Regions from separate parts of the Homo sapiens genome. Here all the other regions are linked to region 3. A link is a contact called in ENCODE Hi-C or POLR2A ChIA-PET data. All regions are on one chromosome and are shown on one strand. Each heading gives the region's core, a stretch centred on a gene start or an enhancer-like site at or near the end of the contact. The rest is flanking DNA. Distances are from core to core; before and after follow the strand shown. Region 1 holds the start of PIGH (phosphatidylinositol glycan anchor biosynthesis class H). Region 2 holds the start of PLEKHH1 (pleckstrin homology, MyTH4 and FERM domain containing H1). Region 3 holds the start of PALS1 (protein associated with LIN7 1, MAGUK p55 family member).

What was found. Hi-C counts contacts between places; a loop is a spot of excess contacts on that map. ChIA-PET counts read pairs that join two places held with the same protein, here RNA polymerase II (POLR2A). Pooled maps may share reads with other maps.
Region 1: a loop to region 3 is called in a map of naive thymus-derived CD4-positive, alpha-beta T cell, with 8 times the contacts of the local background. The contact joins the promoter of PIGH here to the promoter of PALS1 in region 3. A Hi-C loop is called at or near these places in 1 of 168 maps with a recorded cell type or tissue (naive thymus-derived CD4-positive, alpha-beta T cell), 4 of 37 single-sample maps with no recorded cell type and 13 of 50 pooled maps. POLR2A ChIA-PET finds 5 or more read pairs at or near these places in 1 of 52 experiments (naive thymus-derived CD8-positive, alpha-beta T cell).
Region 2: a loop to region 3 is called in a pooled map, with 2.1 times the contacts of the local background. The contact joins the promoter of PLEKHH1 here to the promoter of PALS1 in region 3. A Hi-C loop is called at or near these places in 1 of 50 pooled maps. POLR2A ChIA-PET finds 5 or more read pairs at or near these places in 3 of 52 experiments (B cell, T-cell and activated T-cell).

Annotation. Positions count from the first base shown.
Region 1 is chr14:67,599,018-67,601,911 of GRCh38, forward strand. PIGH (phosphatidylinositol glycan anchor biosynthesis class H) reads right to left here and starts at 1,251. Exons shown (of 4, transcript NM_004569.5): 1 at 1,007-1,251. The coding sequence starts at 1,186. It also overlaps a transcript of GPHN not described here. RefSeq lists an enhancer at 929-1,248.
Region 2 is chr14:67,531,940-67,535,117 of GRCh38, forward strand. It overlaps PLEKHH1 (pleckstrin homology, MyTH4 and FERM domain containing H1), which reads left to right and starts at 1,351. Exons shown (of 29, transcript NM_020715.3): 1 at 1,351-1,459. It also overlaps a transcript of GPHN not described here and a transcript of TMEM229B not described here. RefSeq lists a silencer at 975-1,444.
Region 3 is chr14:67,239,683-67,242,747 of GRCh38, forward strand. It overlaps PALS1 (protein associated with LIN7 1, MAGUK p55 family member), which reads left to right and starts at 1,753. Exons shown (of 15, transcript NM_022474.4): 1 at 1,753-1,851. It overlaps LOC124903330 (a long non-coding RNA gene), which reads right to left and starts at 1,727. Exons shown (of 2, transcript XR_007064217.1): 1 at 1-1,727. It also overlaps a transcript of GPHN not described here. RefSeq lists an enhancer at 1,105-1,384 and a silencer at 1,365-2,334.

The DNA.
Region 1 (2,894 bases), core at 1-2,500, 360 kb after region 3:
CATACGGTTTAGATAGTTAGATAGTTTCCTGCAATTAGGGCAGTCTTAATTCTGCATATTTCTATGCTAAATTACCATGCTCTGAAACACGCTTTGACAGCAAAAAAGCGAATGGATGCAGTAATGGAAACAATATCCAAGTTACAAAAATAAATAGCCCTGCTGTACTTAGCTCTGATTAGATCACTTCTGGGATAATACATTCAATTCAGGCACTACATATGAAACTAGAACTTATCCTGAAAATTAGGATAATTCTTTTTATTTGAGAGCTGTCACAAAGTTACTGCATTTAACCCTCACAATATCATGAAGCTGGTATGGCAGGCATGAATTCTATTTTAGAGATGTAGAAAATTGAGGCTCAGAGAAAACAGGAATGAATCTGGAAATTGAGCACAGCTATCACACACGTCCAAAATTTCATAAACCTTTAGAAAGTACTTGAAATTGGGGAAGGGTTTGGGAGGAGGGAGGGTTAAAAAACTCCCTTGAAAAACAGAGATTAGGAAGAACTATAACACTCTATCTATACACACAGATAAACACACACACTTGTGGAGGCAAAGACAGTTTGTGGAAGTCTACGTAAAGTATTGTTAGCAGTACTACTTTGAGGAGCAGAAGGGATGGACGAGGAAGACCCACTTAGTAGTTCCTTGAACTCTTGGAATTAAATTACTGCGCGCCTATACTACATAGAACACATGGCAGTTAAAGTTTTAGGCCGTCGCGCAAGAACTAGATGTATGCTGAGTGAACCCACGGAGCAGAGCACAGCCACGGAAGGGGAATGTACTATCCAGGAGCACACATTTCACTAAACGTCATTTAAAGAGCTGTCCAGCAGCGGAATATCGTCCCCAGAACCCGTGAGTTCCCGCCCTCCTGTCCTATCACTGTAGGAGGGGCCGACCAGAGGTCCGGGCTCGACCAAAGACCCCAAAGACCCTCCCAAAGCCGAACCCCCTCCTTCGAGCGCGGGGAGGGGCCGACTTGCCATTACCTCGCAGAGGGTGAAGAGTCCGTAGGCCGCCAGCCACACCGTGCAGGTGACAGCGGTGAGCGAACGCAGCGAGAGCCGAGGGCAGCTGAGGCAGAATTCCCGGCAGGACGGGGAGTAGTAGCGGCGCTGCAGCGCCAGGCGGCCGCCGCAGATATCCGAAAAGCTCCGCTCATCCTCCATGACGCCCCCACTCGGCCGCCCGCACCGCGCGGCGCTGCACTGCGCTCGCCGGCCCTGGCCGTCTCGCCCGCTCCAGACCCGCTTCCGGCAGCCGCGTCACCACGCCCCGCCCTAAGCCTGCGCAGCCTCAGTTGCGCGCCGAGAGCTCTGCTGGGGGCTGATGGTTGTGCGTTCTTCCGGGCCGGCCTTGACTGTCTTCGAAAAAACCTCGTCGGGGCAATAGTTAAGTGGAAAGATTAAAATCGTTTTTAGACCGGGCGCGTTGACTCAGGCCTGTAGTCCAGCACTGGGAGGCCAAGGCGGGAGGATCGCTTGAGCCTGGGAGGTCGAGGTTGCAGTGAGCGGAGATCATGCCCCTGCTCTCTAGCCTGTGCGAGAGAGCAAGACCCTGTCTCAAAACAAACCCACAGTTTGTTTTTGTTTTGAGACGGAATGGCGCGACGTCGGCTCACTGCAACCTGCTTCCCCCGGGTTCAAGCGATTCTCCTGCCTAAGCCTCCTGAGTAGCTGGGATTACAGGCGCGCGCCACCACGCCCTGCTGATTTTTGTATTTTTAGTAGAGACAGGTTTCACCATGTTGGCCAGGTTGGTCTCAAACTCCTGACCTCAGGTGATTCGCCCGCCTCGGCCTCCCGAAGTGCTGGGATTACAGGCGTGAGCCACCGCACCCAGCCCAAACCCACAGTTTTAATCATGCTTTTGCTTGGCAAGCCGATTTCTCTAAGCCAGAGTGAGCCGCAAGGAGAGCCCACGGGTATTCATTTCACTTACTCTTTTCCTGTGCCGGGTAGTTTGAGGTGCTTGAGGATGCAGCAGTGAACGATGTTGATGACAGTCTCTGCCCTCGGGCAGCTTCCTTTCTAGTAGGAGACAATATGGAAATAAGAGAGTATCGTTGGCAATACTATGCTGACTGGCAGGGATGGACTGAGGACTTTACATAGGGCAGTCAGGCGAAGTCTCTAAGTAAGAGGACACTGAGTTACAAGGGTGACGAGCCAGACAGGACTGAAGGAGCTCTGGAGGAGGAATTTGCCAGAAAGAAAGACCAGGAAAGGCAAACCCCTCGAAGTTGGAACAAGCTTGGCTTAATGAAATAATCAAAAGGCGAGAAAGGTTGGTGTGTGGGGAAAACAGTTGGAAGCTGGGGAGGCAGGTAGGGGTCAGATCCAAGAGGGTCTTGTAGGGTCTGGTAAGGAGTTTGGATTTCACTGCCTGGGAGTTCTGTCTCCCAAATGACTGCTTGGACCGTGGTAGACAGGCAAGACCTGGCTGGGAATTAAGCAGGAGCGGGAGATGCAGAAGAAATGGATAATAAAATTACTAAACTCATGAGTAATAGTGGCCTATGAGTTCCATTTTTACTTCTGATGTGGCCCAGGAGTGGCTATGTGGACTGTCAAAACACTTGTGATGGGCTGGGCATGGTGGCACATGCCTGTAATCTCAGCACTTTGGGAGGCTGAGGAGGGCAGATCACTTGGGTCAGGAGTTCAAGATCAGCCTGGCCAACATGGTGAAACCATCTCTACTAAAAATACAAAAAAATTACCTGGGCATGGTGGAGCATGCCTGTAATCCCAGCTGTTCGGGTGGCTGAGGCAGGAGAATCACTTGAACTTAGGAGTTCAAGACCAGCCTGGGCAACAGAGCAAGACTGTGTCTATATTCATTTAAAAAAAAAAAAAGATCCATGGCATAAAGGTC
Region 2 (3,178 bases), core at 101-2,600, 290 kb after region 3:
ATGAATTAATGTCTTCTTAGCAAAATCCAGAGAACGTGTTTTTGGGCTTCCTTATGCAACTTCTGGAATGTTGAAGTGGATAGCCTGAGCATTGTCCCACAAAATGGGGCTAATCTATCCCAATCCCCACGAGCTATAAAGCTGTTTGCAAGTTCAGCCATTGAAGTCCCATTGGCCCAGTTAAATTCTCACGTTTGGCCTCCTGCACTACCAGCTTTCCTTAGTGTCTGGGCTCTCAAAACTTCTACGTGAGAATGGCCTGGGGTACTTTAGTTAGAGATTCAGATTCAAACCCAGGGTGGGGGTGTTCTTCATGGTGCCTGGGATGAGTCTTCCAAGGACCATTTGGAGAAACAGGCGCTGATGGTATTTTGCTTCTGTTCAGTCCTTCACTGACAGAGAGCCTGCAGGGTTGAGGAAGAAGGCTCTGTTTTGAAGTGTGGATCCCTCCCTGCAATGGTCTCTATTTGCATCTTCTTTACTCCAGGCTCACCTAGCCAAATGTTGAGTTTTCCAACCCCTCTGGGTATGAGATTGCTTTGGGCGATCTGAGATCTGCAAATGTCTGAGAACGAGGAGCACATGGGCACGCTGATGACTGCCCTGCAAACTGCCTGGCAGCCAGGGTCCTCCTGGGCCCTCCTTTAAAATAACATATACATAAGCCGGCCTGGAGGCCCAGGCGGGAAGATCACTTGAGCTCCGGAGTTCGAGTCCAGCCTGGGCAACATAGCGAGACCAGAAAATAAGCAAGTAAGTTACTCTCTGGGCTGTCGTAACTTATTTTTTCTTTTTCTCCTGCAAATTGCAACTCAGAACATTTGGTCTGCCAGACTGAAATATGGACTTCTGTTCCAAATATCCAGACGTTACAGTTCCCACAGGTGGCCAGGAGAATGCTGGAACCTTTGGCGGAGACGGTCTGGTCTTGTCCCGCAGCCCGCGAGGGTCCCCCGCTATTTGGGGTCAAGCAGATCCCCGGGGCGCTCTGGCCACCCCTTGCGGCAGCTGGTGCGGCCTCCTCGGAGAGCTCCGGGCCGGCGCCCGGGACACCCCGCCGCCCTCCCTGCCGCCCCAGGGACGAGCCCAGCGGTGCGGAGAAGTGGGAGGCTGGAGCCTGCTGAGGTCATTTCCTGTGCCTCTCCGCGAGCTGCCTGGAGAGCTGAGCCCAGCGCTCTGCCTTTAAGGAGCGGGCGGGGAGCCGAGGGGAGGAGGGCGCCCGGCGGAGCGTTGAATGGGGCGCAGCAAGGCTCGGCCGGGCTTTGTGCAGCGAGCCCGCGGGCACCCCTCCCGCTCCAGCCTCGCCCCGCCCCGCAGCCCACGACCCCTGCTGCCGGGGAGGGGAGAACCGGCGGCAGCCCGGGACTCCGGCGAGAGCGACGCAAGGTCGGCTGCGGCGGCGGCCCGAGGGCGCCCGTGTGCCCAGTGCGCGGCGGGGACGGCCGCGAGCTCGCTGGAGGTGAGCGACCCGCGCTCCCGCCGCTGTGGTGGGCTGGGGCTGCGCCGCGGCGGAGGGCGTCAGGCTGCGCGCGGGGGACGGCCCCTCGGGCCCAGAGGACGATCCGGAGCAGGTGCCTCCCTACCTGGAAGCGAGCTCCCAGCGGCGGGGAGCGCTGGAGCGCGGGTCTGGCTTGGGAAGCCGGGCGCCCCAGGGGACTCGCGCCGCGAGGCCAGGAGGAGCCTCCCCCGGGAGTACCTGGACTTGGGGATCGGTCAGATCCAGCCGCTCCTGGGAAGGGCCCTCGGAGCGGACGTGCAGGCTGCCACCTTGCTATCGGTGCTCGCTCCCTTTCACCCCTTCCCGCACCCCTCCCCATCTCACCTCAGGTTATTTCTTCTGTGATTTCTGAGTGTTGTCTTTGGGACCCTATGGCTCAGGCTCGACTCCTAGGAGCAGGTCATTCAAGCAGAAAAGAAAACAGGTTGGGCGCCGAATGACACAGAGCATTGTGTCCTAGGAGTCTTAGCGAGGACTCGGTCACCAGGAACCAGGGGCCTTAGTGGGGGTGGCAGAGGCGGTGAAGAGCCTCATCTGGAAGGAAACTCCTCTCCTTGTGGGATTTCTGCTTGCCAGGATATCTCCTCCATAGCTTTTACTATGAATCCACCTCATAAAACTCTTCCAAGACAGAGCCTTGGTTCAGGTAAAACACTTGAAAGACCATTTAAAAAATTCAGTGGGAGAATTATCAGTTCCTTCATCAAACTGTTTGGACTGTCTTCTATGTGACAGACACTGTGTATAGGGCTAGTACCATCACTGAACGCTTTATAGAACATCGGTATTAGTGTTTCTGCATATTATTGGCCCCATTTTTCCAAAGGAGGAAGCTGGGACTCTGAAAAGTTGTGATTTAGGCCAGTTGCAGTGGCTTATGCCTGTAATCCCAGCACTTTGGGAAGCCAAGGCAGGAGGAGAGCTTGATGCCAGGAGTTCAAGACCAGCCTGGGCAACATAGGGAGACCCTGTGTCTACAAATAAATAAAAATTTAAAAATTAGCTGGGTGTGGTGGTGTGGGCCTGTAGTCCCAGCTAACTTGGGAGGCTGATGATCCTGTCTGTTAAAAAAAAAATTGTTGTGATATGCCCATGGTCACATAGCTAAAAAGTGGAAGAGCCATAACTGAAACCCAAGCCTCCTAAATTCCTAACGTATGGTTCAGTCCACTTCTACCACCTTCCCATAGACTGCTGAGGGGGCCTGCTCAGAGTTGGGCAATTGTGGGGTGCAGCCTGTGGCCCCAAACTCATTGAAACTAACAACTAAGCTGAAAAAATGTGGAGCCTCTTCTGCCCTCTTCAGAAGTCACCAGCTGTAGGGGAGAGCATGTTCCTCCCATTCCTGATAGAAAAAAAAAAATCCAAAGAAATGTCTGGCAATTTAAAGTGTACATCATTTACCCCTAAATTCCATTTTCTGGGACTTTATCCTTCAGATATACTCTGATGTATATGAAATGGTGTACATCATTGAATATTCATTGCAGCATTGTTTAGCAAAAGGTTGGAAACAATCTAGATGTCCATCAATAAGGAACCCTTCAATAAGATCATGTAAAAGCCACACGATAGGATACATTAAAGCTGTTATAAAGCGTGCAGAGAAAATGTGGCAGATATATACTTTGATGTAGGAATATCTCTAAGTTATATTGTTGAGTACAGTGTGTATGGTGG
Region 3 (3,065 bases), core at 503-3,002:
CCGTCTCTACTAACAATACAAAAATTAGCCGGGCGTGGTGGCTGGCACCTGTAATCCCAGATACTGGGGAGGCTGAGGGAGGAGTATCGCTTGAACCCGGGGAGCGGAGGTTGCAGTGAGCCGAGATTGCGCCACTTTACTCCAGCCTGGGCAAAAGAGCGAAACTCCGTCTCAAACAAAAACAAAAACAAAAGAACTTAGAAAAGGAAGTAAGTCACACACAGTAACCGTTTTTTCTTTTGGGGTATGGCTAGTAGTTTCTAGGAATCCTGGAGACTTTATCTGGATTTCAGTTAGGCATTTCACCAGTTCTCATGGCATCTTTATGGAGGAATATGGGCCAAGAAGACAGTTCGGTTGTGTCGTCCACCTGTATTCGAAGCCTACTGAGAAATTTTTGATGGCAGGAGCATTAAGGTCTTTAGTGGCATGCAGCAGAGTTCTGTCCTCCGCTCTGTCTTATTAAACACTTGGACAGAATGCTGATCAGATTTGAGAAGGATAACAAATCTGGGAAGGGTAGGCATCCCCAAAGATCTTCACCACCAGGAACAACGGTTTGCTTCGTTCAGGCCATCACAGTGTCCTTAGTGAGGGACACCACAACCCATAGGCTGTCCAGAGGAGCGTAATGGGGAAGAATGTGAAAGAGCTTGAAAATCAGGACCTGAGGACATTGCGAGATGGAAAAACACCGTGGGACAAAATGAGGAAAACCGAGAGAAATGGAAATGGCATATACGAAGGCTTTGAGGGAGGACTGTGCCCCTGGGGGAAACTGTGCCCCCGGGCTGGAGTCACAGGCATAGTTTGGCCTCATAGAAGGAGAGGTCGATTAACAAACCTTGCAAGTGTTCAAATGTGGAATGGGCTTGCTCGGAAGGTACTGTCAAGACAGAGACCATCCGAGGGCTTTTATTGCAAGTGTCGAGACACATTGCTGGTGTTTCTCCTTAGAACGTCCTCCAATCTGCTCTGACTTCCGCCCGCACCCGCCTGAGTCCTGCCCCATTCCAAGGGTGGCACATCCAGGTCCCGAGGGCGCCAGCCATGCCCGGAGCACGGGCTGATCTGCGTAACTCTGTCCCTTCGGGAGACTTCTGGGAAATAGTTCTAGTCCTTGCTATCCTTGCTTTCTGGTTTTCAGAAATCAGTGCAGCTGCTGGCTTTATGCAGTCTTCTGCGGGACACTGCACACATCCAGGTGTTTATGTCATTTTTTAAAAAAAACAAATGTTAGATTGGGTGACTAACTTGACAGGACATGAGGAATCTCTTCAAGAGGAATCAGATTTTCTTCAGGATACGTCATCCAGAGACAAGAGCCAAGGGATGTAGAAACCCAGGGAAGCCTCGCGTCCCCACAAAGCCCGCCGGCCAAATCCCGAAGGGGCTCTACCGGGCCAGCTAGCCCGGAGCAGTCCGCGTTTTAGACTTAGAGGCGCGCGACTGCGCGCACCCGGCTGGAGCTGCGGAGAGGACCAATGAGCGGGCGCTCTCTCCGCTCCGGCTCGGGATTGGGCAAGCCGCGCCAGCCTCTCACGGGCGGGGTGGGACTCGGATCCGCGCGCCCACTGCGCCAGAGTCCCGGGGGCGCGTGCGCGGTCTCGCGGCGGCCGCAGGGGCCGGTCTCGCGCGGTCTAGAAGTGGAGTTGCTGGCGGCTGCGGCGGTGACGGCGGCGACGGAGGAGGCAGGCGGTGGGGCGGGGGCGGGGACTAAGGATTCTGAGGTGGGGAGTCGGGAGTTTCTGGATTCTTTATCCGGAATTTCAAGGGCCGCCGGAGGGCTGTCGCTTCTGCAGTGCGTAGGAGCGGCCGGGGCGGGAGGCTCCGCGGAGCCGAGGCGTGGAGGTAAGAGGCGGATCGGCGGCGGCTGGGCTGTAGAGATCTTAATCAACAGGTCCCTGGGAGCGCGGCGGGGGAGGGGCGGGCGGCCGGGCTCCCCTTCCCCCACACGCTGCGCAAACTCCGGCCAGCGGGAGACCCCTGGCAGCCAGGCGGGCTTCCTCAGGCGCGCGAGCTGCGGCCGTGGAGGGTGTGAGCCCAACCTTTGTCCCTCGGAGCAACGCTGCCTGCGCGGTGCCCGCTCCTTCTGCTTGGCTGGGCATGCACCTTGGCGCGGGCCACAGCCAGCCGAGCCCGAGGTGCAGGGGGCGCGGCGGGGAGTCGTCTGCCCCCTGCGCCCTCTCTCCGAGGTCGCGACGCGCGGGACTCTCCCGGCCGGGTCTGGGAAATCGGCGAGGGAACGCTTTCCTTTAGAAGTCAGAATGTAGTCAGCGTTCCTCTGCCTGACTCAGCTGCTGGTATTCTGCTGCTCATTGCGTTCTTAAACACGCAAACAGTTCCTGCTTCCTTGTGACCACTTTAAAAGAAAAGCCTAGTTTTGTTCATGGTTTCTGATACTTTAAGGTTGCACGTTGAACTTTGAAGCATGTAAATTGTTATAACCTACGTTTAATGAAGTTTGCTTTAAACGATCTTTGTAGTAAATTATGTAACTTTCTAATGATCATAACTCACCTTCTGTTGATTGACATACAGTAATGTGTACGGAATGTAGGTTTCGGTCAAAAGGTTTTTCTTGGCAGTTTATGCTAAAATTAAAATCTGATGGCTAGGAAGTTTTTAGATGTAGTATGGAGTGTGTGTTTTGTCTCCATACTCGTTTAGAATAGTAAGAATTTAGATTTGGAAAGTCAGTTGAACAAAAATTTTGAAATTTTGATTTGACTGACGCAGTGAAAGGTGTTAATATTTCTGATTTTTTAAAAAAGCAATATCATGTTTTAATGATAGTTTACTAATTATGCTTTTGGATTATACCAGAAGTTAATAACCTGTTAAATTATGCAATAGGAACAAATGACGTGTTGGTTATTGGTGTCTTTGAAGTATTGGTGGTAATGAAACTTATTAAATAAGCTTCCTTGAATTAAGAACTACGATTTTTTTTTTTTACTAGATCCCTGTGGACATAGCTATTGTGGATAGGTTTTATAGGCTTTCTATTTGCGGCAGGATGAGCTATTAAATTATAATGTAAGAGATTTATAGATAAAACAGGC